6 separate regions of the Homo sapiens genome follow, and all the other regions are linked to region 4. Evidence: chromatin contacts called from ENCODE Hi-C or POLR2A ChIA-PET data. All regions are on one chromosome and are shown on one strand. The core of a region is the stretch at or near the end of the contact, and the rest is flanking DNA. Distances in the headings are between cores, read along the strand shown. Region 1 holds the start of NRON (non-coding repressor of NFAT). Region 2 holds the start of ARPC5L (actin related protein 2/3 complex subunit 5 like). Region 3 holds the start of GOLGA1 (golgin A1). Region 4 holds the start of PBX3-DT (PBX3 divergent transcript). Region 5 holds the start of RABEPK (Rab9 effector protein with kelch motifs). Region 6 overlaps MVB12B (multivesicular body subunit 12B).

The links. Hi-C counts contacts between places; a loop is a spot of excess contacts on that map. ChIA-PET counts read pairs that join two places held with the same protein, here RNA polymerase II (POLR2A). Pooled maps may share reads with other maps.
Region 1: a loop to region 4 is called in a map of chondrocyte, with 2.4 times the contacts of the local background. The contact joins the promoter of NRON here to the promoter of PBX3-DT in region 4. A Hi-C loop is called at or near these places in 1 of 168 maps with a recorded cell type or tissue (chondrocyte), 1 of 37 single-sample maps with no recorded cell type and 6 of 50 pooled maps. POLR2A ChIA-PET finds 5 or more read pairs at or near these places in 2 of 52 experiments (Panc1 and activated CD4-positive, alpha-beta T cell).
Region 2: a loop to region 4 is called in a map of naive thymus-derived CD4-positive, alpha-beta T cell, with 30 times the contacts of the local background. The contact joins the promoter of ARPC5L here to the promoter of PBX3-DT in region 4. A Hi-C loop is called at or near these places in 3 of 168 maps with a recorded cell type or tissue (ascending aorta and naive thymus-derived CD4-positive, alpha-beta T cell), 5 of 37 single-sample maps with no recorded cell type and 16 of 50 pooled maps. POLR2A ChIA-PET finds 5 or more read pairs at or near these places in 1 of 52 experiments (activated CD4-positive, alpha-beta T cell).
Region 3: a map of CD8-positive, alpha-beta T cell shows a loop between it and region 4 (28-fold over the local background). The contact joins the promoter of GOLGA1 here to the promoter of PBX3-DT in region 4. A Hi-C loop is called at or near these places in 4 of 168 maps with a recorded cell type or tissue (B cell, CD8-positive, alpha-beta T cell, ascending aorta and 1 more) and 19 of 50 pooled maps. POLR2A ChIA-PET finds 5 or more read pairs at or near these places in 1 of 52 experiments (GM10248).
Region 5: a map of naive thymus-derived CD4-positive, alpha-beta T cell shows a loop between it and region 4 (6-fold over the local background). The contact joins the promoter of RABEPK here to the promoter of PBX3-DT in region 4. A Hi-C loop is called at or near these places in 2 of 168 maps with a recorded cell type or tissue (CD8-positive, alpha-beta T cell and naive thymus-derived CD4-positive, alpha-beta T cell) and 7 of 50 pooled maps. POLR2A ChIA-PET finds 5 or more read pairs at or near these places in 1 of 52 experiments (activated CD4-positive, alpha-beta T cell).
Region 6: a map of dorsolateral prefrontal cortex shows a loop between it and region 4 (5-fold over the local background). The contact joins the enhancer-like site here to the promoter of PBX3-DT in region 4. A Hi-C loop is called at or near these places in 3 of 168 maps with a recorded cell type or tissue (IMR-90, MCF 10A and dorsolateral prefrontal cortex), 1 of 37 single-sample maps with no recorded cell type and 11 of 50 pooled maps.

Annotation. Positions count from the first base shown.
Region 1 is chr9:126,409,103-126,411,802 of GRCh38, forward strand. It overlaps NRON (non-coding repressor of NFAT), which reads right to left and starts at 1,402. Exons shown (of 1, transcript NR_045006.1): 1 at 1-1,402. All of the region lies in intron 6 of MVB12B (multivesicular body subunit 12B), which reads left to right.
Region 2 is chr9:124,860,711-124,863,410 of GRCh38, forward strand. ARPC5L (actin related protein 2/3 complex subunit 5 like) reads left to right here and starts at 1,420. Exons shown (of 6, transcript NM_030978.3): 1 at 1,420-1,688. RPL35 (ribosomal protein L35) reads right to left here and starts at 1,247. Exons shown (of 4, transcript NM_007209.4): 1 at 1,200-1,247; 2 at 709-845. The coding sequence starts at 1,202. RefSeq lists enhancers at 748-1,371, 807-856, 897-1,006, 1,447-1,666 and a silencer at 1,157-1,426.
Region 3 is chr9:124,939,585-124,942,357 of GRCh38, forward strand. GOLGA1 (golgin A1) reads right to left here and starts at 1,499. Exons shown (of 23, transcript NM_002077.4): 1 at 1,387-1,499; 2 at 522-571. RefSeq lists enhancers at 1,091-1,591, 1,592-2,092 and silencers at 1,174-1,543, 1,874-1,933.
Region 4 is chr9:125,744,479-125,747,178 of GRCh38, forward strand. It overlaps PBX3-DT (PBX3 divergent transcript), which reads right to left and starts at 1,451. Exons shown (of 2, transcript NR_122032.1): 1 at 938-1,451. RefSeq lists silencers at 1,990-2,419, 2,670-2,700.
Region 5 is chr9:125,199,213-125,201,981 of GRCh38, forward strand. It overlaps RABEPK (Rab9 effector protein with kelch motifs), which reads left to right and starts at 1,330. Exons shown (of 8, transcript NM_005833.4): 1 at 1,330-1,694. It overlaps LOC105376271 (a long non-coding RNA gene), which reads right to left and starts at 1,184. Exons shown (of 2, transcript NR_135145.1): 1 at 1,014-1,184; 2 at 321-443. RefSeq lists a silencer at 1,208-1,257.
Region 6 is chr9:126,488,971-126,491,670 of GRCh38, forward strand. All of the region lies in intron 9 of MVB12B (multivesicular body subunit 12B), which reads left to right. Among named protein-coding and RNA genes, the nearest start is that of NRON, 80 kb to the left of the region's middle. Within about 2 kb of position 1,326, at least 3 of the 41 ENCODE cell types and tissues checked have a DNase peak (open chromatin) inside an H3K27ac peak, as active enhancers do; they include dorsolateral prefrontal cortex, where a contact is called at or near this core.

The DNA of each region.
Region 1 (2,700 bases), core at 152-2,651, 660 kb after region 4:
TGACTTCCATTGTGGGGGGGGGCTCAGTAATGCATTTTGAACCCAAGAGTTAAATTTTAGAATGCTGATTGAAGAGGCCTGGGTTTTGGTTTTCCTTTGATTTAGCCACACGGTGCAGATGATCCAAAATACAGCCTTGAAAACATTTTTGTGGGCCTTTGCGTGTTCTCTTTGTCATCACTTTTGGTGAGTAACTCTGTGTGTGTGTGTGTGTGTGTGTGTGTGTGTGTGTGTGTGTGTGTGTCCCTTGGGCCTTCTTTACACCACTCACAGGCGGTGTTACTTTGAGTGAGTTTTATCACTCTCTGAGCCTGTTTCTTCCTCTGTGAAATGGGGATAGAAATGCCTCCTTTGCAGGATTTGTCATGAGAATTAAATTGGGGGGGGACACAGAAAGCACCACCCTGGTGCCCAGTGAGCACCCATGCATGCTGGCTTTCTGTCTGTGTCCAGGGTTCAATGCAGAACTTAGCCTAAGCATGAGCAGGGCATCCCCTTAGACCTTTCCTTTGCCACCACGTGGCTCCCGCCTGCTGCAGTTGCAACTCCAGTCACCAGCACCCCTCCAGCACCCCACAGCATCAGAGACTGGGCACAGGCAACCTCCCCTGCGGAGCTGGGACTAGAATGGCTGTGTTCACAGGTGAGCAGCTGGGAAGGGGTTAAGATAGTAATTGTGTAAGTCTTCCAGGCTTTCTCCCAGTTCTGCGATAATTTGATGAAGAACTTCACCCTAATTAAATATTCAAATTAGGAATAAGTGTCAATATGGCTTCCCATTGCCTGGAATGATGATTAATTGTATTCAAAACTCTAGTGGCCCACTGTAATCTAAACCTAACCGTTGTTCTTGATTATTTCTGCACCACACTTGCCATGTTTTTGTTTTAAGATTTAAACTAGTAATTGATTTGCCATATGCCGTCAAGCTGCACGTACTTTATGCATTTAGGAACTTGGGGAGTTTGGAATTGTGATTTCCTTCATCTTCCAGTGGCAGCTTTTTTTTCCCCTTGTCCAATGCACAGTGATTTGGTTTTGTGTGTGTGTGTGTGTGTGTGTGTGTGTGTGCACGCATGCACGCGCATGCATGCATGTGTGTATGTGTTGCCCATGAGGAAAACCCATTCTACAGTCAGCCTGGTAGGTTGGAGTTGCATTGGTCGTGGCAAATGGGCTTCCTGAATGGAAAATGAACAGGTCTGTGTTTGCACTTACTTTGTGCCCTGTGTCATCTCAGTAAAGCAACATGGCATGGTGGAAAGAGCATGAACGCACATCCTAGCCCAGCCATTTTCTTCAGCTGTGTGACTTTGGGTGAGTTACTTAACCTCTCTGAACCACTTTTCCCCCACATATAGGGTACTACTTCCCTTGCTGGGTTGTTTACATTAGAGATGTGTATGAACATGAGGAATGGTGCAAGTGCCCAGTGAGTAGTAACTGCCATAGTCCTAAATAATTACAGGAGTGAAAATTCCAGGAACAAAGCCTTCACGCGGGCCTCCCTGGAAAGCCCCTCCCAGCCATGCAAGTCAAATCCCATTTCCTACCTCTCTGACTCCCGGAGCCTCCGTTGCCCATCCTTGGCTTTGTGACATCTCTTGGGCCACTGTCTAGACTCTTGAATTACTATTTCATTGCTCGGGCCTCTTCTCCCCAGCCACAGTCTTTTCTTTTTGCAGGTGGGACCATGGCTCCCATGTCCCTGGATACCTCCCAGGGCCTAACAGAGTGCCTGGCCTGTAGTAGACTCTCAACAGATGTTTGTTATTTTGGTTATTTCTTTTTTTTTTTTTTTTTGAGATGGAGTCTTACTCTGTCACCCAGGCTGGAGTGCAATGGCGTGATCTCTGCTTACTGCAGCCTCCACCTCCCAGGTTCAAGCAATTCTCCTGCCTCAGCCTCCTGAGTAGCTGGGATTACAGGCACACGCCACCACGCCCGGCTAATTTTTATATTTTTTAGTAGAAACGGGGTTTCACCATGTTGTTCAGGCTGGTCTTGAACTCCTGACCTCGTGATCCACCCGCCTTGGCCTCCCAAAGTGCTGTGATTACAGGCATGAGCCACCACACCCAGTTATTTCTTTTTCATGCCACTGTTTTAAAATTGAAGCATATAACCATATTGTCCTTTATGGCCTATCTTTTGATATTCAGAGCTTTTACTTTGTGATATAGGAGATTTATGTTCGTGTTTCAGTTGACTTATGGATAAATTCCTAAAGGGGAAGATACACGTTTCATTTGGTTTCTTAAACTGTCTCGGTGCCAGGCAGTGCCTAGCACACAGTAGGAGCACAATAAAAAAAGTGCGCTGAGTCAGTCGCCACATCCTAATTATAGCGGCCTTGTGTGCCTGTTGATACTGGTCCAGCTCCCCTGGCATGGGCCTGTGTTCACTGGGTAATACTTGGAATTAAGTTTTAGGTCTGGGCATAGAAGGTTTATAAGATAGTGAATATAACTGTAGAGGAAATAGGTCTCTTTTAAGTTTTACAAAACCTTACTTGTCTTGGCTTGTGTCAATTACAAAACGAAACAAAAAAGAGACTCATCAGACCGTGACAAATGATAGTAAACTTTGCGCATGGTGGTTTCTCCCTGAGGTTGGCTCCAAAATCAATATGAAAAGAAAACCACAACTGAAAATATTTTAGAGCCTAGAGTGATTAAAATAACTGACTTTCTGTTTTAG
Region 2 (2,700 bases), core at 170-2,669, 880 kb before region 4:
ATGTCAGGATGAGGGAGTCACCTAGTAGACAGCTGGTCAACATGGTTTTTGAGGATTCAGTGTGCAACTGTGCTTGTCCAATCCTCCCACCCCTGCCTCTACTAAGGTTGTTTGGGGGCAAAGAGGGCAACCACCATTTTTTTTTTTTGGAGACAGGGTCTCACCTGTCAACCAGACTGAAGAGCAGTGGCCCCATCATAGCCTCCCAACTCCTGGGCTCAAGTGATCCTCCTGCCTCAGCCTCCAGAGTAGCTGGGACTACAGGCCTGTACCACCACACCCATCTAATTTTTTTTTGAGAAGTGGACTTTGTACCCAGGTTGATGAACTCCAAACCCATGTTCCTTTCACAAGTCTCCCGCACTCTTAGCCATGTAAAATAACTTACGCTGCCACTCCAGGGTGCAAGCCACCCACCTGCCAAGGGGGTTAAAAACTCAAGTGTTGGTGGGAAGCGGAAGGAAGGGGTCCGGGTAGGCTTTGAAGGCAGCATTAAGATGGGTCTCCGGGGATGCATTCCAGGCACAAGGACCGCAAGGTCAAGGCAGGTAAGAGGCTAAGCACACAACGGGTCTCCCATGCGCGCCAGGATGCACGGAGTGGGCATCTAAGCGGCCAGCTCCTTAAGCCAACTTTGAAATCCTCCGACGATCCCGATGCACACGTGCTCCCCACCCACGAGGGCTGTGATCCGGCCGCCTCACTTACATCTTAGAGAGCTTGGAGGCCGCACCGCCTGTCACTTTGGCGACGCGCAGCTGGGACAGCTCCACCTTCAGGTCGTCCAGCTGTTTCAGCAGCTCCTCCTTCTTCTTCCCGCGAAGATCTCGAGCCTTGATCTTGGCCTGCGCGCAAGAGAGAGTGTGCCTCAGCCAGGCCGCGGGGCCATATCCCCTTCACCTGCGTGGCCAGCCCCCAAAGGCGCGCGACTCGCCATCGACTACGAGTGCGCCGGAGCCCCAACCAGGGCTCAGGACAGTCTCCCTCGCCGGCCGTGCCTTGGGCAGAGTAACCCAGGCCCGGGCCGCGCGCCTCTCCCGGCGCCAAGCGAAGAGGCGGGTTGTGGTGGCGCCAGACCATTCTGCGCGGCGCCCCACAGGCCTAGGTGGCAGATAGAATCCGCGGGCTCAGCCCGCACCGCCTTCCCCAACCCCCGCGCCTCACAGCGCTCGGATGGCGCCCGATTCCGCAGCTCTCACCATTGCTGCACAAGCCGCCAACGCCGCCGCCCGCTCCGAGGGAAAGAGGAAGTAGGCGGGGCTGACCTCCGCAACTACTGCCGGGTGGCGGCGGGCGCGGCCAATGGCGCCGCAGCGGGGGAGCCCCGGCTCCGCCTCATCTCCCCCGCCCCCGAGGAACGCCGTGGTACTGCCCGCCCCGCCTGGTAGGGCCGGAGCCCCGCCTTGTAGTGCTCGCCTCATTCACGGCACCCCTGATAGCGAGGTCGGCGTCACGGTGTAGGCGCGCAGTTGGGGAAACCGAGGCCCAACGTGGGCGGCAGCTACCAGAGATGGCACACGGAGGACTCAAATTCGTCCATTCAGTCATTCGTTCATTCATTCCTTCGGGAAACCTTGCAGATCTCCCAATCTGGGCAACTCTGAGCTGGGCGCCAGTAGTCTGGGGGTGCTGACGGGAGGAGGGGCCAGAGTTTTCAAAGACGATTAACCGAGGCTCACGTCGCGGAGGAATTTAAAGCGCGAGATGGACGGGAGGGGCGGGCTCAGGCAGTTATAATCCAACTCCATAAAGGTTCTGGGGAGGCAGTATATGGAACTGCAAAGAGCATTTACACCTTTTTTTTTTTTTTTTTTTTTGAGACAGAGCTTCATTCTGTCGCCCAGGGTGCCAGGCTGGAGTGCAGTGTCGCGATCTCGGCTTACTGCAACCTCCGCCTCCCGGGTTCAGCGATTCTCCTGCCCCAGCCTCCCGAGTAGCTGAGTAGCTGGGATTACAGGCATGCACCACCACGCCTGGCTAATTTTTTGTATTTTTAGTAGAGACGGGGTTTCGCCATGTTGCCCAGGCTGATCTTGAACTCCTCAGCTCAGGTGATCCCCTCGCCTCGGCCTCCCAAAGTGCTGGGATTACAGGCGTGAGCCACCACGCCTGGCCCCAGCCTTTATTTATTTTTTTTATTTTTTAATTTTTTTTTTCAGACAGGGTCTCGCTCTGTCACCCTGGCTGGAAGGCATGGCGCGCTCTCCGCCCACCAAAACCTCCGCTTCCCGGGTTCAAGCAGCCCTCCCACCTCAGTCTCCCGAGTAGCTGAAACTACAGGCACAAGCCACCAGGCCTGGCTAATTTGTTTATTTTTTGTAGAGCTGTTGCCCAGGGTGGTCTCCTGGGCTCAAGCAATCCGCCCTCCTCGGCCTCCCAGAGTGCCTAGGATTACAGGGGTTAGCCACCTCGCCTGGCCATACAGCCTTTTTTATTTTTATTTTATTTTTTATATATTTTTTGAGATGGAGTCTGGCTCTGTCGCCTAGGCTGGAGTGCAGTGGCGCGATCTCGGCTCACTGCAACCTCCACCTCCCGGGTTCAAGAGATTCTCCTGCCTTGGCCTCCCCAGTAACTGGGACTACAGGTGTGTGCCACTACACCCAGCTAAATTTTTGTATTTTTAGTAGAGACAAGGTTTAGCCAGGCTGGTCTCAAACCCCTGACCTCAAGTGATCCACCCGCCTCAGCCTCCCAAAA
Region 3 (2,773 bases), core at 249-2,748, 800 kb before region 4:
GGAGTTTCGCTCTTGTTGCCTAAGCTGGAATGCAATGGCACTATCTCGGCTCACCGCAACCTCCACCTCCTGGGTTCAAGCGATTCTCCTGCCTCAGCCTCCCGAGTAGCTGGGATTACAGGAATGCGCCACTATGCCCGGCTTATTTTATATTTTTAGTAGAGACGAGGTTTCTCCGTGTTGGTCAGGCTGGTCTCAAACTCTTGACCTCAGATGATCCACCTGCATTGGCCTCCCAAAGTGCTGGGATTACAGGCATAAGCCACTGCGCCCGGCCTCACAGTTTCTTTTCTTAAGAATGTTTGACATGATATTCAAAGTAAGATTCAAAAACCTTTTCCTCCTAATGGTGTATAAAACACTAATATTCTGGTTCCAACCTTAACTTTCCATGTTTTGTGGAGGATACCTAAGCTCTGCTCTGAGATACACAAATGCCATCTTACCACTTCAGATCCTCCATTAAGGCTGTACAATTCTTCAGAAACTTTACTTTCAATGTGTGTAAACCACTTACTCACCTGGCTTATCTACTAGATTTAAAACAGCTTGGAGGTCAAAGCATTCTGTCCTGCATGAAGACAAAGATAAAATGCATTGGGTATTTCTTTTCAAGTGTATGGCCAAAATGTTGGGTGGGGATAGGGGGAAGAAGTGAAGGAAGAGGAGGGGCAGAAGAAGGATTAAAGGGGGTAAGAAAACCTGTCACAACTCTCAATGGGATACCCTCCCTAACCCTGATCTCCTATGAAATTGTTTTTTGCCTAAGAGCTTCACTTACAAGCGCATAGAACAGAATTGATCACCGCAGCGGGTGCCTAAATTCACTTCTCCCTGGGAGCCCTGAGCAAAACAATTTGAATGAGGTTAAGTTTTCCTGGAGCCAGTATTTATTTCTCAGTTGATTACTACACTCACATACTGTTTACCCGGCCAGACCCTGGGCGTCTGGTCACGGATGTGCACTGACAAAAAGCAAGGCAAAATTGGGTAAAGACAGATGTCTAACCCCCAGGGAGGCAGGCAGGTGCCTGCCACGGCAGTTTGGATCTCACTCCCTCAGGCTACCTCCAGCCCCGCCCGTGCTTTGGACTGTCAAAGAAAGGAAGGATCCAACATCTCTCCCATTTGACAGCAAGGAAACTGAGCCCTAGAGAGGAGGAGCGACTTGTCCAAGGTCGCGCAGGGAGGAATCCCGGAACCCTAGGCTCCAGACTCCCAGGCCGGGGCAGCCCGCCTCCGCCCCCACTCTCACCCTTTCAGCACCCCGGTGCCGCCCCCCGCCTTGGGGCTCGGGCAACCCTGACCGGGCCGCTGTGGGGACAGACCGAGGCCACTGGGAGAATAAGGGGCCTGCTCGCATTCCCGGAGTCCTGGCCCGCGCACCTGCCTCTCTCTGGGAAGCCAGCAAAGCCCCGCCTCCCGGGCCTCTCGTGAGCCCCGGCCCGCGTCACCAACCCCCACCGCCCAGCCGGCGAGCCGAGCAGCGACCCGGAACCGCACGTCTCCCAGCGCGCCGGAAGTGACTGCGCGGTGGGGGGAGGGGGTTGGTCCGACGCGCGCATGCGCCCGTGCGCGGCCTTGGCGGCTACTGTTACCACCTCTGAGCGGCGACTGGGCCGGAACGGCTGGAGTTCTCGGGTGCCCAGCCGGGCGCTCCCTCAGCCCAGTTCGCCACGTCAGCGAGCGGCCAGAGCCACAGATGATGACTGAGTCTCCGAGGCCTCTCGGTCTTTTTCTATTTTAACAGGGGCGCGTGCAGAGCGTGGTAAGTGGGAGGGGCTTCGTGTCAAAAGTAAAAGAACCCAGTCGGTGCCACAGGCCCCGCTGTGCTGTGCTGGCTACAAACCCGGCCGGGGCTGCACTGCTTGGCCAGGCGCCCCCCCGCGCCGCCCGGTCCCGCCGCACCCTAGGCAGCTGCCTTGCCACCGTGTGACCCGGGAAGTCTGCGCCTCCAGCTTCACTCACAAGCCAGTAGCTCCAGAAACTAGTCCTGGGACCTTACACCTTGAGACCAGTTTTTAGACTTTGGCGCCTGTCACCTACTGTAGATGATGCGTTTTATATCGCAACCGAGTACATAACGTCCAGCAGAACCACGTTCTTACTATGTAATGCACTTAAAAACGCTGGTGGCAGCTCACTATATTGGATTAGCTTCACCATCCGCTGCTGGGCCGTCTCCTTTCTGCTTAGGAAGGAAGTTGAAAACATCAAAAGTGCACGGCGCGCGCTTCTGTGGTCCCAGCTACTCGGAAGACCGAGGTGGGAGGATCTCTTGAGACCAGGGCTTCCAGACCAGCCTGGGCACCGTGGCGAGACTCCGTCTCTTTAAATAAATAGCAATCATGCAGGCAGTAGGAAAATAAACAAAAGAGGAAAAACTATCTTGTTCCAAGTCACAGTCCAGGCCGGGCGCGGTGGCTCACTCCTGTAATCCCCACACTTTGAGAAGCCGAGGCGGGTGGTTCACCCGAGGTCAGGAGTTCAGACCAGCCTAACATAGCGAAACCTCGTCTCTACTAAAAATACAAAATTAGCCGGGCATGGTGGCCCATGCCTGTAATCCCAATTACTTGGGAGGCTGAGGCAGGATAATCGCTTGAACCCGGGAGGTGTAGGTTGCAGTGAGTCAAGATCGCGCCATTGCACTCCAGCCTGGGCAACAAGAGCGAAACTCTATCTCAAACAAAAAGTCACGGTCCAAATCAGTACCCTAAGTCAGGTCCCTGAACTCGTCAATGCCAAGCCAGCCATTCCACCTTAAGGAACT
Region 4 (2,700 bases), core at 201-2,700:
TCCTGAGTAGCTGGGATTACAGGCGCCTGCCACCAAGCCCAGCTAATTTTTTGTATTTTTAGTAGAGATGGGGTTTCACCATGTTGGCCAGGCTGGTCTCAACTCCTGACCTTGTGATCCACCTGCCTCGGCCTCCCAAAGTTCTGAGATTACAGGCATGAGCCACCGGCCTATTTACATTTTTATATATGTTGCTTTGCTTACATAACTCATTGTTCGGAGTGGGCTAGAAATAACCATAAATCCCCATTGCTAATTAGCCTCATCCTCATGACTGATTAGTCAAGATTATGAGTCTAGAAGGAGGGCAGAGAGGAGTCCTAATAGTGAGTCACAGGATTATTGAATTTTACAGCTGGAAGGAATCTTAGAATTTAAGGCATCTTTCAGTTAGAATTCTGTGGTTTTGCATCCTCAGCGTTGGAGAATTATGAAAGGTTGACCGCTTGCTCCTGCGCCTTTTGGCAAAAATGCTTAAGAATTTGGTGACAGCTTTAAAAAACAAATTAAGAATAAAGAAAAAACCCAATCAATGACGATTATAAGTAACCCATAATGGGGGCTTCAAAGAAGAATTGGAAACTTGACATATCAATGGGGTATAGAAGAGCAGAGAATATTAATGAACATGAAGGGGGTTCTTCTTTGGAGGTAAGTAAGCAGAGTGGATTTTTTGGAACTCCCTCCTCAGCAGCTGTGCAGTTTGTAAGGATTTTAGCTTGCCTAACTGTAAGCTTAGCTATTAGCTTTGCAGTGGGGAGTATTTAAAAGTACACACAACATATGAAGGAAAGAACCTGGAACCGAGTAGCCTGCTTCATTCCAAGAATCCATCTGGCATTTAAAGAACTGCTTGTCCTACATTAAACCCTGCAGAGTAAGAGCCATTTTTCATATCCTCATACCCCTATTTTTGGTTTCAGGTAAGACAGCTTACTGAGTTTGGAGAAGGAACAAAGAGACTTTTCCGAACCACCGAACCAAAGGACTCATCTAGGGTGAGCTCAATGAATCTAAAATCGGGAACACACATTGCAGCCCCTGTTTGGGAAATCAGCTTAAGAGCAATCTCAAGTCTCCACAAGAGGCGGAGGTCCATATTCCAAAATAATGTGAGCCTTCAGTTATTTGTAGGTAGAATTCAATGGAAGAAGGGGTGTTATAGATACGAAAAATCGTGGCTGGCGTTACCAACATTAAATGACTCGTGGTGATGGGGTAAGTTGACAAGTGAAATCCAGTCTCTTCCTAAACAAACGTATCTTTGTAATGAAGAGCTCGTTTTTGCAGCTTCAGTACATCTGGAGGCATCGAATAGCAAACGCTGCCAAAGGAGTAGTCCCTGGATTATCAGGAGTTGCAGAGTGTGTAAAGTGTTGTAAACCTTGAAATTAGTCCTGGACTGAAGGCACTTTCCCTCCTCCCAGACTCGCTTCTCTCTGACACATTTCCCCTTTCAATGGAAAGTCTATGGCAGTCAGGTCCACTCAGCTCAGACTTCAAGTATGTGAGACCACAGGTTCCCACCTTAACTGGTCACCCATTGAGGGACAGCACAAGACCCCGGTGCTGGCGCCAACGCTGAGCTGCGCCCTCTCGGTTACCATGGCGACCGCAGGCGGGGCGAGGCCCCCACTCGCCGCTTCCCCGCCTCTGCCCAGAACCTTTCGAACGCTCCAATTGGGACGACCCTTTCTTGCCTCTGTCCCGCCCCATTCGGCTCTAAGCGCTTTGCGATTGGCCCGGGACGAGCGGCCTGGTACCCAGAGGGCACCACCTCCTGACAGGAAGAGCGGGAAAGTGCACCAGGAGCTGTCCGAGGCGTGAAGCTCACGGGCGCGGCGGGGGAGCACACGGTTGGCTTTGCAGCGAGTTGCCCACTGTCCCATACACAACCCCCCGCTCCCATGACTGCCAAAAGCATGGAGCAGGAGTCGGGGTGCGGGCACACCGTTTGTGGGCCGGCCCGGTCTATCCCGGGGGGCTAGGACGCGACGAGGTTGGAGCGAGGATCCGGCGGCACACTCCGGAGCGCGGAGTATCAGAGGCCAGAGGGAACGGGCCGGGCCCCGGGGGCGGTGCCGGCGGCGGCGGCGGGAGGCGCAGAGCCCAATGAGCGCGCGCACCGCCCCGGGGGCGGGGTCTGAGGAGCGCTCCCCCGCCCTTGCCAGCCCCCGTCCCTCCCCCCGGCGCGGGGCCGCAGTGAGTGAGTGGCACTGGCAGCCTGTCAATCCCTCGGCCCAGCGGCCTTCCAGCCCGGTCCGCGGCGGCTGCTGGCTGGGTGCGCGGCTCCGGCGGCGGCGGCGGCGACTTCTCCCGCCCTATCCATCGGCTGTCCGCCCGGCGCGCGGCCCGCCGGGGCCCTCCTCCGGGCTCAGCGCCCCCGCCGCCTCTGCCCGCCCGCTCCCAAACTTTCCTCCTCCGCCCCCCCTCGCTCCCCGCGGCCCGCCCGCAGGCCTCCTCCTCCGCCGCCGCCCGCCGCCGCCGCCGCTGCCTCCCCCGGGGCCGCCGGGGCTCGGATCCCGCCTGGCCGAGGCGGCGGCGGCGGCCGAGGAGGGCAGTGCGCAGGCTGGCGCGGGGGGCGGCGGGCGTCCCGGCAACTCGGCGGGCGCTGAGGAGCAAGTTGCGCGGGGCCGCCCGGCGGGGCGCGCGGCGGCGAGGAGGCGGCGCGGCGGCCGCGTGAGGGCAGCGGGCGCCGCC
Region 5 (2,769 bases), core at 80-2,579, 550 kb before region 4:
CACTGCAACCTCCGCCTCCCAGATTCAAGCAATTTTCCTGCCTCAGCCTCCTGAGTAGCAGGGATTACAGGCGCCCACCACCACGCCTAGCTAATTTTTGTGTTTTTAGTTGGGGGGGGGGGCGGGGGCGTTCACCATGTAGGCCAGGCTGGTCTCGAACTCCTGACCTCGTGATCCGCCCGCCTCGGCCTCCCAAAGTGCTGGACTTATAGGCGTGAGCCACCGCGCCCAGCCTATGATAGAAATCTTATTAGCTCCATGGTTACAAACAGACAACCCTGAGGCCTGGAGGAAAGTAACTTCAGAACAGATACTCTCCTGGCTGAACTTTATATTTATTGCACTCTTGGCAGTCGTCCCTAGTTGTCTTTTTCTTTGATCTCTCTCTAGTTAAGACTTGCTCCTGGAGGCAAAGCGTGGTGGTGTCTGGCTCAGCATAGCACCTGCCATAATTACAAATGGCAATTATGGAATGAATCAGCTGTTTAAAGCACCAAATCTTGAGCTGGCCCGAAGACTGCGCAGGAGGATTGCATGCTCAACTCTCCCCTTTAGAAACTGTTAACAATCGTTGTGGCCGGGCGCGGTGGCTCACGCCTGTAATCCCAGCACTTTGGGAGGCCGAGGCGGGTGGATCATGAGGTCAGGAGATCGAGACCATCCTGGCTAACAAGGTGAAACCCCGTCTCTACTAAAAATACAAAAAAAATTAGCCGGGCGCGGTGGCGGGCGCCTGTAGTCCCAGCTACTCGGGAGGCTGAGGCAGGAGAATGGCGTGAACCCGGGAAGCGGAGCTTGCAGTGAGCCGAGATTGCGCCACTGCAGTCCGCAGTCCCGCCTGGGCGACAGAGCGAGACTCCGTCTCAAAAAAAAAAAAAAAAAACAATCGTTGTAACTGGAAATGTAACTGTTATACCCTCCCCCCCTTTTATTTATTTATTTTTTTGAGAGGGAGTTTTTGCGCTGTTGCCCAAGCTGGAGTGTGGTGGCGCCCAGCCCTGTTAGCCCCTTACAGAGTAGATCAGCTGCCGCAGGCATCTGAGTTCCCCAAACGGACGCCCGAACCCGGCATTGCGCAAATCGTTTCCAAGTAGCCCCGGCTTATTTATCCCGTCCGGGAGGGAGGGACCCAGGGAAGGCCCACCCCACTTGGTTCCCGAGAAATGCAGAGCCTGGCGTCCACTCCCGGTCTGGGGGACCCCTCCACCGCCAGCCCAGGAAGTCAGCGCCGGGCCCTCGGGGCGGAGCAGGGAAGAGGGAGCGGTTGGCCCGGACGCTCTTCCGGGTCCTGGGAGGAGGGCCCGGACCTAAGCCCCGCCCCTCCGGGGTGGAGTCACGGCTCGCGACTGGCCTAAGTCGCCGCAGGTATTGCAGTCCGGGGCTGGAGGGTAGGGGCGAGGGTCCCCGGATACCGGGTCTATCACGGTCTCGGGCAGGGAGTCTGAATCTTTTAGGGGAGTGGGCCCAAGCCGGGTGCAAAGAACGGGGAAGGGCCTTCCCTGGCTCCGTCCCGGCCACTTTGACCGAATCAGCCTGTTCTTTCCCGACCCCGTCTCCTATCCCCTAGAACTGCCACGTGGGGATGAGATTTGCTGGGCTGGTAGCGGCGGCTGCTGCGGGAGGTCCCGCCCACGTGAAGCCAGCCTAACTGAGCTCTGGACTTTGGGGACAGCTGTCAGTGGCCTAGGCCGCAGGTGAGATTTATCCATTCATCTCTCAATCTATTTTCTTTCTTCATTCACTAGCCACTCCCCCACTTCTACTCCATGCCAGGTCCATTGGTAGGTTCTCGGAATGGATCTGACAGGCCCAGCCCTCTAGGAACTTAGTCTAGTGGAATTTAATCTAGAATCTAGTCTAGAAGCCTTAAATAGATAAACATTCCAAATGATTCCTGCAATGGTGATGGCTAATACCTTCAGAGCCCAGTGGGTGGAAGAAGGAAGTAACTTGGATGTGGGTGGAAGAGAAAAGGGCAAATCAGGGAAGGTTTCACCAGGGAAGGGACTTTTGAACTGGGCTTTGAAGGTTAACTAGGAGTTTGCAAATTTCCCAGAAGGGAAGCGACATTCCAAATAGGGGAAGCAGAACAGGCTGCAAAATTATGAAAAGGCCTGCCATATTACAAGAACAGCAAAAAAACCAATAATGCAAGAGATTGTGGAGGTGAGTTCACGGGAAAAAAGCTCAACAGCAGAAGGCCTTACTTTCTATGCTATGTTGAGGCCAAGATTTATCCCAGAGCTCAGTATTTCTCAGCTTCTTTAAATATTTTGTCCTTTGAGCGGAGAGCAGTGGCTCACACCTGTAATCCCAGCTTTTTAGGAGGCTGAGGTGGAAGAATTGCCTGAGGCTAGGAGTTCGAGACCAGCCTGGACAACAAAGCGAAACCTCCATTTCTATTTTTTTTTCTTTTTTTGAGGAGGAGTCTTGCTCTGTCGCCAGGCTGGAGTGCAAGTGGCGCAATTTCGGCTCACTGCAACCTCCGCCTCTTGGGTTCAAGCAATTCTCACGCCTCAGCCTCCTGAGTAGCTGGGACTACAGGCGTGGGCCACAACGCCCAGCTAATTTTTTTTGTATTTTTAGTAAAGACAGGGTTTCACCATGTTGGCCAGGATGGTATCGATCTGACCTCATGATCCGCCTGCCTCGGCCTCCCAAAGTGCTGGGATTACAGGCGTGAGCCACTGCTCCCAGCCCCGTTTCTATTTTTAATTAAAAAATAAATAAATGGCCGGGCTCAGTGGCTCACGCCTGTAATCCCAGCAC
Region 6 (2,700 bases), core at 76-2,575, 740 kb after region 4:
CAGAGCTGCCTCCACCCCCACAAGGACACAGATGGCCTGGCCTAGGAGCTGCCCAGCACTGATTGACAAACAGGGTGTCACTTGGTTGTGGGTGGGTGTCCCTCAGCCCCCAGCATCCTGAGGAGCCCCAGGGAGCATGCGCTCCTGGGCCCGGACAGCCAGGCTGCCCTGGAGAACTGGAAGGGGAATGAGCCCATTCAGATGCCGGTGTCTGCAGGGACCCTCATGGGCTGTGTAGGCAGTGGACAGGACACAGCCTCCCAGTGTGGATGCCTGGGGTAGGGGACAAATTTGCTGTATAGGCTTGGCCCTGGGGCATGTTCCCAGGCCCCCTCACCCCAAAGTGGAACACAGGCCTGCTCATCCCAGCCCAGCGTGCCACACAGCGCGGCAGTCAGGGCACCTGGCAGCTGGTGGAGCGTGGTTAGATGTAGCTGCCCTGCTCTTCACCAGGGTCTCCCCAAGAGTCGTGGTACCTGATGCACTTGGGTGAAATTTCATGAAAAATGCCCAAGGACGGTCATGTTTTAAAGTTAGAATCAGTGGATGCGCCATTGAGCAAATTTTGAAGGAAAGGATCTGTGGAAAGACAGAAAACCTCTCACGATTCAGACATGCTCCATGATGGCGCGGGTGGCTGAAAGTGAAGGAAGCCGTGATTCATAGAGAAATTCCAACTCAAACGCCGTCACCCTGCTGGCTCCCCATGACAGAGCAGTGGCCTTCTGCCTGGCCATCTTCCAGCAGCCATGTGCTCCTGCCACCTCCGTCACCTCGCACCCAGAGCAGGGGCTTTGCTGTCCTCCCAGGGCCCGCATACATGAGTCCCAGGCATGAGGAAGTGAATTTTTACCTCATCGTCCCTCAGCCAGGGAGGTGACCAGGGGCTGGTCAGTGGCAGCCTCGTGGCCACCGTGGGCAGTTTTCTTGTCCCGGCCCCACCTGTCCGTGCCTTGTCCCCTCCCCTCCAGTTTGGCTCTGCAGGAGGGCAGTGGGTGACCCGGTGGGGCTGTTGTCCCAGTGAAGCCCTTACGGTTCTCCAGACAAAAGGCTGTCTGTGTCCCAGAGCCTGGAAAGTGTAATTTCGCAGCCAGCGCCCATGATGAAGCATCTTCTCTGGGCGTGAGGAGATGGGTGTATAAATATTCTCTGTCTCTGCCGCTCTTTATTTCCCTGGTAAGCAGTTGCCCCATTTCTCTAGCTGATGGATTCCCCATCGCAACCAGGGTGGGAGCTGCCTGGCTCTGCAGTCCAGGCGGGAGCTTCTAAAATAATCCTCATGTCTTGATTACCTGTGTATCCTCCCTCCCCACCCACGGTCCCGCCCTGGCATCCGTGGAAGACCTCACCATCCCGGTCAGGAGGCAGCAGCCTTGGGTGTAGGTTTCATGCTGTGTGCTTAACTACCCGCAAGCCTTGTGAGAACAGGAGTGAACCATTCCTGTAATGACAGGGCACCGGGCAGTGGAGAAGTCCGGAGCGACTTCCAGCCCCATGCGGAGCCGTTTCTATCAGCTGCCAACCTCAGCAGAAACCACAGTGCTCCCCGTTCCCTTCCAGGAGTGCCACCATCAAAACCGCGGCGGAGGAAGCACACATTAGCCTGCCGCACTCCTGGCGGAGCAACAGCCTCCATTTTCATTCGACTTTAAAGCCGAAAGATGAGGGAGGGTCTAATTAGTAAAGGGATGCTCTAATATTAATCACCCGCTTAAAATTGACAAGGGAGGCAGTTCATTTAACCACTTAATTGCCACAGGTTTTTATGGGCTGCTGTTTGCAGACATATTTAATGAAGAAGTTATAAATCTAAGGGAGCTTACAGTTTTAATTTTATACCTAAATATTTTCCTTGTTCTCATGTTTGTAGTCAGTCCTCAAGAGTGTAGTCACGTGGAATGTTCTTTAAATGAACATATTTGCTAACTGGCGTGATTTCAGTTTTTAAAACACTGGTTCCAGCAATTAGGCATTTTTTTCAGTTCCCAAATGACTAGAGAAATCCGTCTTGATTATAATTGCTCTTAGCCACGCATATCTAATTTGTGTCTTTTTAAGTGTTAATTAGTAAACAGTTTGAGCTGACATCTTTATGTGTTTGTGCGTTGAAAAATGGGGCTTATTGCTTATTTAGCTTGGGGCCGATTCCACTAGCATTTACGTCACGACACTGAGGTGGAATTAATGAAAATGCATTTGGCAGCATGAGGTGAAAAGGATTTTTGAATTCAACTTTTAGACGTCCGCATTGCGTGGGCTTCTGCGGGTCTCTTCAAATATACGAGGTTAGCGTAGATTTGGGACCTATGTCCCGCAGGAATAAAGTGAAGCAGATTTTTGTATCAATAATGAAATGGCAGCGTCCCAATTTTATAAAAGCAAAATGTTCCTATTCCCGCACAATTGTTCATTCTTTCTACTTTTGGAAAGCTTTCCTGGTGCTTATTAGATGTTGAAGAATTTTGTGGCGCGAACTGGTGCAGCCTGAAAAATGTGCGGTCCCTTTGCACCATCTAGTGGTAGGATCTTAAACTGCAGCAGGAAATAAGGTGCCTTTTCTCTGCCTATGAGATTCAATATTTCACCGCCCAGAATCCTTGTTATTTCTTTATTTTTCTGTTAGAAAGCTGAAATGTTTGGGGAAATAAATCTGCCTACTTCAGATATTAAAAGTTAGATAAATAAAAAGAAACCAACCTA